Regions from separate parts of the Homo sapiens genome. Here region 2 is linked to region 1. Evidence: read pairs that join two places in POLR2A ChIA-PET (ENCODE). Cell type or tissue: GM12878. All regions are shown on one strand. Each heading gives the region's core, and the rest is flanking DNA. Links, peaks and the distances in the headings are about the cores only. Region 1 has its middle 260 kb from the start of CXCR4. Region 2 has its middle 190 kb from the start of CXCR4.

Region 1 (8,549 bases), core at 2,109-6,108:
AAACCTTTCTAGGATAAAACCTACAGTCGGGATTTTTTGGTACATTGCTTAGCTTATTTTGTGAATAGTTTATGAAGTTTTTATGTGTTCCTGTGTTTGTGAGATTGGCCTATGGTTTTCGATTTTTATACCATCCTGTCTGGTTTTGACATCAAGGACATACTGCTCTCATAAAATGAGTAGGGAACATTCTCTTTTTCTCTTCTTTGAAGCAATTTGAATGAGATTGAAAATATGTATTTTTTATGTTTGTTAGAATATACCCATGGAATAATTTGTTTGGGTTTTTTGATGAGTATATTTGTGCATGTGTGTGCACGTGAGCCTCTCTGCTTGTATGTGAATATATTTTAAAGTACTGTTTTACTTCCTTTAATAATAGACCTATCTAAATTTCATACATATTCTTGGACAGTTTTGATAACATATTTTTCTAGAATATTATACCTTTTCTGGAATATTGTACCTTCAATCTAAGTGTTCAAATGTTCATAATTGTTATTCATAGTATTTTCTTATAATTTCTGAAAATCTCCGCTGCATTTGAAATTAGGTTCTTATATTTCTTCATTGGTGGTGGTTTGTGTGTGTGTAATTTTTAAATCGATCTTAATCTTTGTCAGAAGTTTGTGAAATTTACTTAGCTTTTTTCCAAACAAATGCTTTTGGTTTTGTTGACTTTTTCTGTTTCTCTTTTCTCTTTTATTATTTATTTCTCTACTCATCTTTATAATTTCATTTATTCATTTTTTGATGGGTGGGGGGTTTACTTTGTTCCTCTTTTCTCAACTTTTTGAGTTGGATAGTTAGCTCACTAATTCTTGGACTTTCTTCAGTTATATATGCATTCTATACAATTTCCTCTAAGTGATGCCTATGCTCTATTACCTGAAGTTTGACATATGCTATTTTTATTTCCTTTCAATGCAAATTATTTTCTAATCATTAAAATTTATTGACTCATAAATTATTTCCAAACACATGGGAGTTTGGAGGGTTGCCTTTTTTGTAGAATATTTTAATTTTTATTGTATTATGATCAGAAAGCATGGCTATGTGATATTTGTTGTTTGACATTTGTTAAGTTGACTGAATTGTAATACTATGTATTCTCTAATTCTTAGGTACAGGGATTTTGATATATCTATTAGATCAACTGTGTTAATCATGGTCTTCAAAATTTCTACAGGCTGTCTGTTATTGTATTTTCCTACAGCTTTCTTTTTATTTATTAGCTATTTAATTATTTTAACTATTACCAAGTTTCAGTTTGTAATTCTATTACCTCAAGTTGTTGAGAGTCTAATCTTGCATTTATAGTGTATTCTACCTTTTGTCTATGGTAGATTTCTCCTTGTGGATTTTGAAATTTTTAATTGTGAGGTTAACATTTTTCTTCCATGAATTTCTTTTGGCATTAATGGTTTTGCTTTTTCCAGCTGATCAGAATTATCACTGGCCTAGAAAAAATTTTTATGCTAATCTCTCAATGAAGAATTCCTAGAAAAGGTGAGTAAATTTGAACCCCAGGTCATTTGGGGGTTTCTAATTCCCAAGGGAGACATTTTTGCTCATCTAGAACACAGGCACAGACAGATAAGACTCCTTGTTTATCTGTGCTGACAGATTTTGTTCCAGTCTGTCTTTTCTGAGAGGGTATCAATTTTTGAGAGTTCCAGTTTGAGGGTTCTCAATTCCAACTCTCCTCCTTGCATTGGCCCAATATCTTGTCTCTTATACTTTTAAAAACCAAGTCGTCGTATTATTTCCCTTCTGGTAACTATATTATCAGCTCCTAAGTTGCCACTCTGGTTTTATGCTTCTCTTTGGCACCTGGAAATTTCTACTTTATTTTTATTGTGAGCCTAATCATATATTTAAAATATTTTTAAAGTTATATTTTGTGAAGAATTCTTGGTTTTGGGAGAAAGAACTTTCACAGTTGTCATTGGTCTTCATCTCAGTGTTCCATATTTCAGGAACTGGAATTCATCCTTAGAGTCTTTTAATTGTGAAAGATGAATGTTTCAGGACATCACAAGGCAAACACCTGTCAAAACGTTTTGACTGTTCATTTTCTACTGAATTCAACATCTCAACAGTATTTAGATAGGTGCTTCATTGCTGTCAGCCAGAATGAGCCAGAATTGTTCCTGGGTTGGTGCTGGGTAGAAGACCCTGGTGGGGGCTAGCAGCCTATAGGGGGGCCACTGGAGGGAAACTGAGCTGTGGTTCTCATATATGGAAGAGACATCTTATGTTCTTCTTTTTTTTTGGAGACAGAGTTTCGCTCTTGTCACCCAGGCTGGAGTGCCATGGCATGGTCTAGGTTCAGTGCAACCTCTGCCTCCTGGGTTCAAGAGACTCTCCTGCCTCAGCCTCCTGAGTAGCTGGGATTACAGGCGCCTGCCACCATGCCTGGCTATTTTTGTAATTTTAGTAGAGATGCAGCTTCACCATGTTGGCCAGGCTGGTCTTGAACTCCTGACTTCAGGTGATTCACCCACCTCGGCCTCCCAAAGTGCTGGGATTACAGGCATGAGCCACTGCGCCCGGCCTATCACCTTCTTAAAACCCCTTTCCTGGGGCAAAAAATAGCAGGCCCATGGTGAAATTTACTTGGATTTGTTTCCTGGAGAAGTCCTCTTTGATTTCTGCTTATGGGGAGACCCTGTTATAAGATTTTTCTTTGCTTATTCCAGAAACAATGGGCTCTCCCTGATCAAAAGAAAAAACAAGCAGAATTTCCAAATGGAGTGCCTCCAGGGGAGGATTTTTCTATGTTATTCATTCTCCCTCTGTGCAAATACAGAGATATATTATGGGGAAATATGCAGAGGCCTTAGTAGGTGTTCCTTGCTTAAGAAAAATGGTGACATTGATTAAAACCCTCTATTCCCATATAAAGGAACAATTATTACACAGCAATGCCAGGAGGTTCAGGCCCCATGTGGAGATTTCTTTGTGGCCTTCCCATGGTAGCCAGGAGCAATAATGCAGCCAGAAGAACTATAATTTCAGTGTCTTCTAAGTGCTAAGCCATGGTGTTGGGAATACAGAGATGGAGGAATCTTGTGGTCTTTACCCTGGAGGGGCTCACAGACGAGGTGTGTAGAAGCCACTAGAGAATTAAGAATGATAACAATCTGTAAAAGAGAATGTTGAGGAATTGAACTTCATCACAATTAAAAACTTTTATTCTTTAAAATACACTGCCAAAAGAATAAAAAGACAACCCACGGACTGGGAGAAAATATTTGTAAGCTACATATCTCATAAAGGACTTGTGTCAAAAATCTATAAAGAACACTCAAAAAACAAATACCCAATTAAAAAATAGGCAAAAGATTTGAAGAGTCATTTCAGCAAAGAAGATATATAGATGGCTAATAAGCACATTGAAAAGATGTTCAACATTCATCATTAGGAAAATGCAACTTAAAACCACAATAAAATATCACCACCGATCTATTTGAGTGGCTAAAATTAAAAAGATCGATCATATCAAGGGTTGGCTAGGATGTGGACTGCAGCCCTCATGCATTGTTGGTGGCAATGTAAAATGGAACAATCACTTGGTAAAATAGTTTGGCAGTTTCTTAAAAAATTAAGCACACTCCTATCATATATCCACCCACTTCACTCCTAGATATGTGCCCAAGAGGAAAGGAAATATATAACCACAAAGAGACTTGTACATGAATATTCATAGATGCTTTATATGTAATAGCTGCAAACTGGAAACAGCCCAAATGTCTACCAACAGGTGAATGAATAAACCAAATGGGGTCCATCCATATACCAGAATACCCCACTCGACAGTAAAAAAGAAATGAACTATTGACACACAGACAGATGGATGAATGTCAAAATAATTATGCTGAATATGAAAGAAGACAGACCAAAAAAAAGAGTACATGCTACATGATTTCATTAAATACAAATCTAGAAATTGCAACCTAATCTAGAATGAGGGAAAGCAGATGAGATGTCGTATGGGGATGTCGTTGAGGGAGGTGAGGGGAAGCATTACAAAGAGTCATACAGAAACTTTCAGAGGGGATGGATTGTTTACTATCTTGATTGTAGTGATGGTTTCATGGGTGTATACCTATGTGAAAACTTACAAATTGTTCAGTTAAAGTATATGCAGTTTACTGCAGTCCAATGATACTTCAAGAAGGCTACTTAAAAATAGGGTGATAGCACATTAGAAAAGGCATGTTCAGACTGCCATCAGTAGACAGTACCTGCGAGTATCTCTTGACTCAAACTAACCAGGGGTCAGGGAGAGGGGAGGACGGATCTGAGATTTGAAATTTGAACGCAGGTTATTCAAGGAAAAAGGAGTGAGGAAGGGCAGGAGGGGTGGAGGCCTCTCCATGTTGGGGCTATAACAAATGCCAAGGTCCAAGCATGTCAGAGTGTGGTGTGTTCAGAGACCTGCCAGTGGCTTGGTATGATGGAAACATAGGATGCTTATGAGCAGGAGAGAAGAGAAGAGGAAAGGAGAAGAGAGAAGAGGGGAGAGGCAGGAAATGACTGTCTCAGATCTCTTTCCATCTCTGGGTTTATGAAATTCTCATTATATGTCACTTACTTGTGTCACCAACTTGTCCAGGCATGCCCAGCCCTGCATACAAAATGAGATCAGAACTCCATTTATGTACAAATTACAATGGTACCACTCTCTAAGTGCCCTCCTGCCCAAAGTATGCCCTAGTTATTTGGCAAAATCCCTGAATGGGGCCTCATATGTTCTGGAAACAGTCTGCCATGTTCTGTTCTTCCTTCTCAGCTCATACTTTTTGCTATCTACTACTCAGGAAGCTGATTGACAGAGCTGCAATGATTTTCCTGTTCAAAGTGCCCGCTGGGAGTACTCCAGAGTTCATGCCAAGATGCATGAAATGCTGGGTGGGCCCAAAGCTTCCAGTTTCAGGTACCAGAACATGGAGACAATCTTGTCACAGATCTGCATTGTGTTAGGCTAGCTAAGTGAGAATTACCCTTTGGAGAATTCCCTTTTCTCTATAGGTCCAGGATAGCATTGCTCACGAGAGATATTTTGCGTGAGATCTGTAATGCGGGAGTAAAGCAGCAATAGTGTTTTTTCACTGCTGATCAGTGTAGGTGCCATGGCAGCCTGCCCATGTTTGTCACTGATCAGCTGTCTCGCTGGGGTGACTCTCACCAATCTCCTGCTTCTTTGAGTCCTTGGCCAGGTGTGTGTGCAGCTTTGTGGTGAAGGGGCTGGCATCCTGCAGCTCAGCCAGGGCATCGCATTGAGGCTGGAGGTGATAGATGCAGGTCCCACTTCATCCTTGTGGGCTTCAGTTTGTCCTTGCTCTTGTCGACAACCAGCTTTGCTTTGTGACTGCCAATCCAGCTGACCTACAGCAACTTCAAGGTCAACACTAGACACAGAGGGACCAGGCTGCACAGAAGGGTCTCTCACCTCCCCCAATATAATAAATCTCTTATTTTATATCACTCACAGTGGTTCCTCTTCCCTGAACCCTGACTAATTCAGGTTTCCTGCTCACCTTTGTGCCACCTGGATCTAGGAGCAGCTCTGCTTCCCTAAAACATTTGTAAAAGCTTCTCATGAAAGCCACATCTCCGAAGTCTGACAACCACCCTTCCACACAGAGACTCAAACCCCAGGTCTGGTTGTGGGGAGGTGCCAATACAAACCTTGCAATTTACTCACTTTTACCAACTCCACCCCAACCAAATGCCTTCCTCCTCTTTCAGTTAATAAAAACAAAAGCTCGCTGCACTTCCATGGGTGTGAACAGATGTTCTGTGTGGGCGTGAGTGCTGGTCCCCACCAGCTGCCTCAGGGCCTTGCTGCCCCAACAGCCCCCAGTGCCCTCCGAGACGTGATTAACTCCTCCCTGAGTCTTTGATTCTTCCGTTCAAAGAGTTCTGGCAACTTGACCCTTTGCTCATATGTCTTTGTTTTCACTCATTTCCTTTCCCGGCTGCTTTGCCAGGACTCTGGGATGGATTACAAGGCCTTGGTGAGGATCTATCTGACTGGAGTAGTGCACAGCGACAGACAGGAATATTGGCCTTTGTCTGCCATGCAATCCTATGTCTGGTAAATGTGATTTACAAGGCCCACAGAAAATGAGAAAATGCTTTTTATTATTGTTTTAGAGATGAGATCTTTGCTCTGCTATCAGGCTGGAGTGCAGTGGCGTGATCATAGCTCGCTACAGCATCAACCTCCTGGGCTCAAGCAATCCTCCTGCCTCAGCCTTCTGAGTAGCTAGGACTACAGGTGTGCACTACTACATCTGGCAAAATTTTTTTTTTAAATGGCAGGGTCTTGCTATGTTGCCTAAGCGGGTGCTGGTCTTGAACTCTTGGCCTCAAGCCATCTTCCTGGCTGAGCCTCCCAAAACATTGGGATTACAGGCATGAGAGCCACTGGGCCCTGCTGAAAGTGAGAAAATTCTAAAGGCTAGAACAGGATGAACTAGTAATAGAGGACTTAAGTTTGAATCTGCCTGTATGAGTCTCTCGGACTGTGGGCACGTCTCTTGCTATCCCTTCTCTGTAAAGAAGAGCCTGGAGAGTTTTAAGATTTCCCTCCTACTGCTCCCATGGGACATTCTGAATATGGTGAGAAAGTGCTCTGAGGTCTGAAAAGCAGTGTTGCCTAGTGCAGCTGTTTCTAAACCTCATTGGAACCCCCTCAGTTGGGTTACTATTCCTACACATATGCTAGAAACCAACACCACTTTCTAGCTCTGCCACCTCCTTTCCAAAATTTTAAAATCAGTAGGTGGAAGGTGATATGGCATCTGTACTTTAAAAACCAAAATAAGACCGTGGGTGATTCTGTTGATCAGCTGAGCGTGGAAACAACTGGTCTAGTGAACAGTAGATGAAGAAAAGGGTCTTACAAAATTTAGGGGTTCTGTCTATAAGGCCAAGAAAAATGGAAGCAATTATTCAGATAATCTCAGCACAAAACCACAGTTTCATTGGAATTGCGGGAATCATGAGTATCAGTTTCTGAGATACTTGGGTGGAAAGTATGTGGGTGGAGCCCAAATCTTATGTATTTAAATTCAGATCAAGCCTGTAGTAAAGATGACAGCGGTGGGAGATTGAGCAGAGAGGGGAGAATGGCATTTTCTGAATTCTCATTGTGCCACCATACATTCTGGATGTGTTGGGAGCCCCTTCATTTCACAGATGCTTATTGCTAGTAAGTACTATTGTAGCTCACAAACCATGAGTCGCCACGTTTGACATGGGAAAATGATGCTTGCTATTTATTTATAATACAACGTGTTTTGACTAACCATCAGAGAATATATTTTGAGGCAACTTTCCACTTTGCTTAGGATATAACATTTTTAATGCATCTTTCAATGGATATCTATTTTTAGGTCACCATTAGTTGCCTTGTAACTGAGATGGCCACATATTCACAGATATTTGGGGAGGCCCACAGATTTATTATTCTGCCTCATTGTCTTGTTGGTACCATATGACCAGTTAGCCTCTTGTTTCCTCATTTGAGTGTGGGAAACGGCTCTGTCTTTAGACACTAAATGGCATGCATGTAATCTTGTTTAGGGTCATTGTTCCCGGGTCTGAGTTTACTAGATGGAGAATTTCTTCAATGCCAGGTTTCCCAGGAGGAAAATGAGCCTATTTTGGTTGCATCAAATGCATCAGTTCACTGCTCTGGGTATCATCTGAAGAGCAAGAGGAGTCTGGGGGCCAGTATTGCATTTCATGTGAATGCTGGCTGAGTACTGCCATCTTGTGGCTGGGCAAACCCTAAAGCCTACCAGGGACCTTGGAGCAACCTTACAAAAAGAAACCAGACATCAAGAACCCATGTTCTCTACCTGCATGGAAGAAAAAAATTGACCATGAATCCCTAACAACAGTGCCATCCCTCCTTTCCTAGCTCTTGAATAAGTAACTGCTCTCTTATTAAGACAGAGTCCTGTCTGTTTCTTTAAAGAGAATACATCCATTCTTCTTCTGGTTTTAGTAATTTTTGGACCAGCCTTTAGATAATCTTTTGAGCCAAGTTTTGAGAAGTTTGGAGAGGGAAGGCCTTAAAAATATGTATAGTATCCAAGGCCAGAAAAAGAGGCAGAAATTGGAGACAGGTGACTCCTGCCTCTGGGGCAGTGGCTTTCTAAGTGAGGTGTGCCAGCAGCATCAGCATCACCTGGAAACTTGTTAAAATGCACATTCTTGGCTCCCAGCTAGACCTGCTGAGTCAGAAACTCTGGAGGTGAAGCCCAGAAATATGTGTTTTAAGATGATTCGGATGCACATTCAAGTTAGAGAACCCCTGTCTTGGGGAATAGAAGCCAACCCCAGGCAAATGTGAAGCGAAGACATCCAAGGTCCATTCTGTGCTCCATTATACTCATTGCTGTTCTGTTCCCTTTTCCTGTGTTAGGAACTCAGTAAGCCATACATATTTATTGTGTGAATACTATTGGTAAGCCACTGTATGGCATGACATGGGGGTTGGTCTGAGTAAGGGACTGGGAATTTGCGTT
Region 2 (8,549 bases), core at 2,906-6,905, 65 kb before region 1:
TTATTCCTTCTGATGCAGACAGAGCTTCACTCACTAACCTACGCTGTCAGAGAAATGAGTGGTCCCTATTAAGAAAACAAAAACAACAAACAGACAAACCTATCTCCTTCCTTTTCTGTTTTCCTTTATTAAATTTATCTTCAGCGATTTTGCTGATGAAGGTTCTGAAAGTGCTGGAAAAACCCTTTATTCGCTCAGCTTCTTAGCATTTAAAACTTTGGGCTGAGGTTGGTGCTGTCAATAATGCTGGCGGCAATCCTCTCAAGGCTTGACTTGGGGAGCATCTGCTTCCAAGCCCCCTGGAGTGACTGTTGGCAAATCTCAGGCTTTTGCTGGCTGTTCACCAGAGAGCTCAGTTCCCTGCCATGTGGGCCTCTGCACAGGGCCGCTCACAACATGGCAGGTGGCTCTCCTCAGAGTGAGCAAGTGTGTGTGAGTCAGACTGCACAAGGTGAAAACCACGATCTTCTCGCAACCTAACCTCAGTAGACATAGCCTATCACTTTTGCTGTATTCAAATTTTAAATTCACCAGGTCTAGTGCACACTAAAGGGGAGGAGACTACACAAGGGCATAAATACCAGGAGGTGGGGATCCTTGGGGACCATCTTAACGGCTGCCTACCACAGCCCCTAAATCCAACATCTGACCCTCTCACTCCTCCAGTGAATCCACATCATCTCACAGTGCCTTCCAAGTGTAAATAGCTTGTGCCCTCTCTCTACAGGCACAAGCTAGTGTAGCGGTTAAGAGCATGGACTCTGAAGCCTGTCTTCCTGGGTTTGAATCCCTGTTCTACCACCTGTTAGCTGTTGGCCTCAGGCAAGTTATTTAACCTCTCTGTGCCTCAGTTTCCTACCCACGAAATGGGGATGATAATTGTTGCTCTTTGATGGAGGCTGTTGTGAAGATTGACATAATACACACCACAGAGTGCTTAAAACAATGACTGGCATGGATTAAGCACCATATAGATACTTACAGTCATTATTACTATGTACCAGAGGCATTATATAAATGGTCTTATTGCTAACAATGTTCATACAAAGTAGGTATTTTCATACCGTCTGACAGGTGAAAAACTAAGGCTTAGACAGTGTAAGCATCTTGCCCAAGGTAGCACCACTTGTAAGTAATATGATGGTTATTCTTTCCTAGGTTTGCATGTCCCAAAGCTGGCCTTCTTCCATTCACTACATCTTTAAGAAATGCACCATGGAAAGAAAATGGTCATGTGAGAGTTCAGGGAGAACAAGATAAGGATATATGTAACATACTGCTGATGTAATTATGAATTAAAAAGGAGACACTTCTTGAGCATTCCTGTATATACCAATGAGAGATTTTCTAGGACTAAATTTTTACTTAGAAAATAAATGACTGGTAGCCAGGCAGACTACAAAATAACCAGTACTTAGGCTATAATTGTTTACCATGTGATTTTCCCATGCTTTTCTATGGTATTTACCTTGCAATTAAATGATCAATAGTTATCCTATAAGTAATAAGTATACCCATGAAATTTGTGACCTGGAAAATCAACCATTACAAGAGTGGAAGTGTTAAACCGCCTGGAAATGATCAGAGACATCAAATCCACACCACTGGGCAGGTAAGGCTGCTTCCTCCCTTTGACACATCCATCTAGGCACTAAATTCAGGGATAGCTGAATAAATTCCCAGGCTGTGACTTGGCACCATCTGCAGGTCTTCCCACGTGGGAGCTGGAGCTGCCTGTGGCAGTGTCTCCTTCCAGGCTGGGAGGGAGGTGCAGCTCTCTAGGTTCCATTCCATGAAATTCCATAATGCATTTCCAGGGTGAGTGACTAGGTGTGTCCAGTTGTGTTCCAGTGGCAGGTTGCATTGGCTGCTCTTGTGGTGCATGTTTCCTTGTGATCTCCTTGCAGAGAGAGAAACTTCAGAGAAGGCCAGTGTCTGCTGATAGGCCTTGGGGAATTGGGGAGTGCCCACTCCTTCTAACATGAGTGCAGGCAGACCGTGCTGGGGAGAACGCAGCCATTGCCGGTCTCCATATCCTCTCCAAAAAGAGAGAACTGATTCCATAATTGCTTATTCTGGGGCATGATCTGTTCCTCTTCTTTAAGAACTTGCATTTTTATTGGGGATTCATGATGGATTCACATGATCCAGTAAAGATTTTGTAGGGCAGTGGGACTCTGTCAACAGTATTTGGGAATACAGAGGGCCTGGAACATTCAGGAAAGGCCTAGTGAGAAGGGTAGGGTTTGAACCAGTCCTAGAAGAATTTAACTAGGCAAGGAGGAAGGAAGAATCCAAGTTCTTTAGCTTTCTAGCATGTGGCCATAATCGGCCTTTTCCAGCCTCAGATCCAGGAAAGCAGCTTAGTGTAGAGAAAGTGAACAGACTTTGGAGTTGGGAAGACTAGGCGAAAAGTCCTGGACCTGCCACATCCTAGCCTTTGGGACCCAAAACAAGTCACTCAATCTCTTTAAAGCTCTGTTTTTCTGCCTACAAATAGGAATAATTCAACCTATTGAGGGTAATGGTAAAGATATCTGAAAATATATGTGCTTACACATAGTAGGTGCTCAACAAAGGTTGGTTTCCTTCCTTGTCACTGTCCTTTCAGATCCCTTGTCAGACCAATCAGGCCTGCGGGCGCAGTCAGGCCAGTTGTTCTCTCATCCTCTTCTCATGCCCATCCTAGTCTCTTGAAACCCTCCTTCAAGACACCATTGCTGCCTCCTCCAGGAAGCTTCTCACTCCCTCCAGCCATAGGAATCTCTTCTTTCTTCACACTCTCTCAGCCACTCCATCAGGCACTCATCCCACTGTAATCACTAGATATTTACTGCTGGAATTCCATCTGCCTTACTGGGGACCAAGCGCCTTGGGAGTATTGATCATGTCATGTTTATCTTTCTAGATCCATAATGCCTAGCCCAGTGCTGAACCCCAAAATGTGTTCAAGAAATCTTTGTTGTATGCCAATCAAAGGGCTGGAAGGAGGAGAGAAGGCAGTTCTGGAAGGGAAGGCACAGCAAGAGCAAAGGCATGGGGACGGGCACACCAGTGTGTCCAGGGAAACAAGGTCAACTTGTAGGAGGGACAGTTTGTGTTAGGACAGTGCCCAACTCGGCAGCTTGGGAGCATCAGGGCCTTTGTCCCTTCTCTACTTGACCACCTCCACCCGCTTCCCTGCTTTTGGGGTTGACTGGATAAACATCTGAGTTTGGTTCACTTAAATTTACTTAACACTCAAGCTGGAAAATCTCTTTCCCACAGAGCTAGTTACATCAGCTCTCTGGAGTCGAGGTGATGATATCTGGGGCACGGTTTTAATGGGGAGGGTCTAGTCTAACAGAAATGCTCTAAAAGAGAGGTTGGCTGTGTCTATCTCTGCCAAGAAGGAAGGAGATTCTGGCTGTCTGAAGTCATACACATCGTGTTTGTTAAGCCCCCAGCAGTGTTCATATTGTAGGCCACTCAATCCTCACTTGTTCATGGAATTAAAACTCAAGAGCAAGGAGCAGAGCTGCCTGAACCTCAGCCAAAGAGTCACATTTCCTCTCCAGAGCCAGGATGCTTTGCAGGGAAAATTCTAAAGTAGCTCTGAGACTACCAGAGTGGGAAAGGGGGAAGAAATGTGGGATGGCAACACTATTTAAATTGAAGCTAAAAGAACTAACTCCAGATGATTAGGTACAGAGGATACTGTTGAGTTGAGCACCACCTTAGCCATACAGAAAGTACTTGGTGATTTTTAATTTCTGTTTGACTTTTTTTTTTTTTCTTGAGACAGAGTCCTGCTCTGTCACCAGGCTGCAGTGCAGTGGCGCAATCTCGGCTCACTGCAACCTCTACCTCCCGGGTTCAAGAGATTCTCCTGCCTCAGCCTCCCGAGTAGCTGGGATTGCAGGCATGCACCACCACGCTCGGCTAATTTTTTATTTTTAGTAGAGATGGGGTTTCACCATGTTGGCTAGGCTGGTCTCGAACTCCTGACCTCAAGTGATCCATTCATCTCGGCCTCCCAAAGTGCTGGGATTACAGGTGTGAGCCACCGTGTCTTTTGTTTGACTTTTCACAGGATCGTGGAATTTTTGGAAGGGACTTTGACAATTATATTCACTGTCCATTCGAGCACACAACTAGTTGGTGTCAGAACTGAACCTTGTGATGACCTTTTCCACTTGCTTTATGCTTTTTACATTTTTAGAGTCTTTTTACTAATATTTGTACTTCTTGCAACCAGTGATATAGGTTGCTATCCCATTTTAAAGATGAGGCCATTGAGGTTCAGAGTCAGAGTCAGCTAAATGGTAAACCTTCTATTGAGAGCTGCTTTCCCTTTTCTTCTTCCCCTCTTGTTTCAACTTATTGCAGGGAATAAAAATGAAATGAGGCTGGGCGCGGTGGCTCACGCCTGTAATCCCAGCACTTTGGGAGGCCGAGGCGGGCGGATCACGAGGTCAGGAGATCGAGACCATCCCGGCTAAAACGGTGAAACCCCGTCTCTACTAAAAATACAAAAAATTAGCCGGGCGTAGTGGCGGGCGCCTGTAGTCCCAGCTACTTGGGAGGCTGAGGCAGGAGAATGGCGTGAACCCGGGAGGCGGAGCTTGCAGTGAGCCGAGATCCCGCCACTGCACTCCAGCCTGGGCGACAGAGTGAGACTCCATCTCAAAAAAAAAAAAAAAAAAAAAAAAAAAAAAAAAAAAAATGAAATGAAATGAGTGCTAGAACTAAGGACAGGTGTCCGCACAGTTGCAGCTTTGGGGCTCTGCTTACGTGACAGAAGGAGAACACTTAGGAGTCCCTGACAACCTTGGTGGGGAGGAATGTCGCCAAGAGCATCACTGATTCATCACCCCACCCTGGAAATCCCCAAGGCTCTGCAGCCCAGGGGACTGCTGTGCATTCCCCAAGAAGTTCCGACTGCAGTTCTCCCGGCAGGGTATGAAAAACCTCAGGCACACTTTTTCAGGCAACCGTTACCAGGCCACAGAAGTTCCCTAAGACACTTGGTTAACCTTCGTCAAATCTGTTCTGACTGTGTGGGTGGCTGGGTTTCATCAAGAGAGTGCTGAAAGCAGCAACCTGGAAGGTCGGAATCTGGACCCAGGAGATCCTCGGGTCTCTGCCCCCTCTCCTCCTTTCTTTGCGACTCCCCCTTTCTGAAATGTAAACCCTGACAAAATACTTACATATTACACATGCTCCTTTATTTGCAAGCTTTGCCAGGATTTATGAGATATTTTCTCTAAATGTGTGTTAAGCTCTAGGTTCTAAAATCCAGCAGAGTTATATGTGAGGGGAAATCCACTGTGGGATCTTTCAGTTCTTAAAACACACACTAAGAGATGCCGTGCTCACTGGGCATTGCCAATGGGTTCAGTCACATTTTGGAATGATTTCTGCAATTAGTACTAAAATGAAGGAGGACAGATTCTAGTTTTGAAAATTAAGGCAGGAGAAGCTTGGATAAGAAATCTTTACTTGCTTTTATTTCTCATTTATCATCAAGTCCCAGCTTTCCCAGGAAGTTATTGAACCTTGCTGGTTTCACTAACTTAAAAAAAAAAAAGCTGCTCTTCTTTTGCCCACAGAGTGAGCTGCTGGTAGCTGAGATCGGGGTCGCCAGCATGGTGACTTTCAGAGACTAGCCAGATTGGTTCATAAACAGATTCCCTGAGTGGCGAGGGCAGAGGTGAGGACAGACAATGAAGATGGGGAGTGTAAGCGCGAAGCCGGAACATCTCTTGGAGACAGCAATGGGTAACAGGGAAGCAACACATCTGACTTGGTGTTTAAGAAAGGTTAAGCAATGATGCTACTCGTATCAGACTATTAGTCCCTAGAGAAGACCTCAAGAGATGCACGTTTAAAGTTTCCATAAACCCCAGATGATAAATCTTCTTGTCTTTCTTCCCAACTTTCAAAAATGGCGCTTATTACTCAAGAAAAACCACAACGCTTTGAGCTGGCACTAGTTAGCTCAATTGAAGGTCAGATTTTGCATAGAAGATTCAGAGACAGGAAATTTATTGGCGTAAAAGCCATCAAGAGGGTATTGAAACAATACCATCCTTTCCACAATCTTCACACCAAGATGTGCTGTGTCATCTGTGGGTGTCTTTCTGGATGATTTGCTTGTAAAAATGACTACAGCACCTCTGCATTGCCAGGGAGACTCTGTTGTGAAATTCCATGGAATGAAAGAAAAGGGGAAATTTTGCTGTGTAGCCTGGAGTCCATTCTCAGTTAGGAAGGAGGAGGAGGAAGCTGCTGGTCTGATGGATGAGTCTGTACTGTGACCTCCACAGTTAAACAAAATAAAGTACTGGTTTCTTCTCTCATTAGGAGTGGTGTCAAAGCTGTCCGAAAGAAAACACTGCTATCCTTCCACGCACTTTAGTAAACAGATCTTTGGGACAACATCTTCACAATGTGCTTTTTACAATTTATGCCCTTAAAGCATCATTCATTTCTGACAAGTCAGCCAGGTTGGCCTGTTACATTTTAAACTTTTAGATTTTCATAATACTTTTATAAATGAATATACTCCCAACTGGCTATTACTCCTGGGAAAACTAGGAAGTGATCTGAAAAAGATGATAATTTATGATAATATAAGGCAAGACCAATTGTTCCTCTTTGGATTAATAGTTCACAGTTGAACTGAAGTCCAGGGACTTGAATTTCTAATCAGTATTATCCCCCTGCAATGTTAAAACTTCCTGGGCCAATTTTGCCATTGATAGAACTTTCATTTAATAAATATTAGACTGCATTTCCTAAGAAAGATTAACTGAAATATATTATTCAACCATTTTACATAAGAATATAACAAACTTAAATTCTTATTTCAGTTTTTTTGGTTTTTAATTATCATGGATACATAATAATTATACTTATGTATGAAGTCGTGTGATATTTTGATCTGCGTAAGGCTTCTTATACTGATGCACCATATTGGCAGGAGTGATTATCATGAAGAACTAGAATTGCTGACACACAGCAAGGATAGGAAGGAGAATGTCTTGAACCAAAACATATGATCTGTAATGACCAAATCAGGGTAATTGGGATATCCATCACTTCAAACATTTATTATTTCTTTGTGTTAGGAGCATTCTAACTCCCCTCTTTTGGCTATTTTGAAACATGCAACAAATTATTGCTAACTATAGTCACTCTATGGTACTACTAAACACCTTCTTCCTTCTATCTAAAACTTAAATTTTAATAATATGTATTAACAGCTATGTTCTCATTTTATATTGATGAGCGTAAGATGCTTTCAAATATATTTTTATATTAAGTCAACATATGTATAAATTAGAACTAATGACATCTTCTTTCTATCAAAAACTTAAATTCTAGTAGTATGTATTAACAGGTATGTTCTGATTTTATATTGAGGGGTCTAACACACTTTCAAAGATATTTTTATATTAAGTCAACATATGTATAAATTAGAATTAATGACATCATTACAAAAATGGTAAGATCAAGGTTTATATAAACAAGACTTATTTAAGAATTTTATGGGCTGGGCATGGTGGCTCAGGCCTGGAATCCCAGCACTTTGGGAGGCCGAGGTGAGTGGATCACCTGAGGTCAGGAGTTTGACACCAGCCTGGCCAACATGGTGAAACCCTGTCTCCACTAAAAATACAAAAATTAGCCAGGTTTGGTGGCACACGCCTGTAATCCCAGCTACTCAGGAGGCTGAGGCAGGAGAATCAGTTGAACCTGGGAGGCAGAGGTTGCAGTGAGCCCAGATTGCACCATTGTACTCCAGCCTGGGCAACAAGAGCTAAACTCTGTCTCAAATTAAAAAAAAAAAAAGAAAAAAAAAAATAGAATTTTATCAATCAAACTGCTACCCCCAGAAATACTACCACTCTGAATTGTACATATTACAAGTTACCCACATTTCATGTTAAACACGCACACACACAACTTTATGAATTTTTGTAATTGGATTTTAAAATTATAACTTATTTTGTTACCTGTAACTTATTTATTTGTAATTGGCTGTAAGTGCATGGCCATAATTCATGTATAATTTAGAAATTCTTTTGGAGAGAAAAATCTAACCTACAAATTGTTTTCAAATGCAGTTACATTTTTCTAAATATTAAATTTAACAATTAGTGTCATGTCACTTTTTATATTTGTAGACATTGAATTAAACATTTGTTTTGATTTTGTGATTTTATTTTTGTGTTATGGAATCAATACGATTTTTTCCAGTGGTCTCTAGCATTTCTGCAGAGTCTTGAGAAGCACTGTTCATAGTGCCTGATGTTTATAATGGCCCTATTTATAAAATTCTTTAAGGTCATAAAATATGATTTAAATGCATAGGACATTGAACAAGTGGTAATGTTGTATTATTGTTGTGTTCTGTCTCTTGTTCCTATAAGCTAGACTACGCAGGTCTGGGAACCAAGAGTTAGAAGTTGTATTGGTTCTCCAATGTACACTCCTAGTGACCTGCTTGTAAAATTCTTACTCCTTGTCCTTTAACTCTTAAGCTCTGCTGGATTGGAAGCCCT

Evidence for each region. ChIA-PET counts read pairs that join two places held together with the same protein. Peaks named below come from ENCODE experiments on the same cell type or tissue, not always from the same donor. Only the 100,000 strongest peaks of a DNase experiment are listed, where the experiment ranks them.
Region 2: POLR2A ChIA-PET joins it to region 1 with 8 read pairs; 1 of 35 experiments calls an interaction of 5 or more read pairs at or near these places.

The regions. Positions count from the first base shown.
Region 1 is chr2:136,371,168-136,379,716 of GRCh38, forward strand. No RefSeq gene overlaps it. Among named protein-coding and RNA genes, the nearest start is that of CXCR4, 260 kb to the left of the region's middle. RefSeq lists enhancers at 4,372-4,451, 4,522-4,751. In GM12878, for the core only: no CTCF peak of the experiment used is centred there; no DNase peak of the experiment used is centred there; H3K27ac peaks cover 545 bases.
Region 2 is chr2:136,305,292-136,313,840 of GRCh38, forward strand. No RefSeq gene overlaps it. Among named protein-coding and RNA genes, the nearest start is that of CXCR4, 190 kb to the left of the region's middle. In GM12878, for the core only: no CTCF peak of the experiment used is centred there; DNase peaks (open chromatin) are centred at 4,910 and 6,014.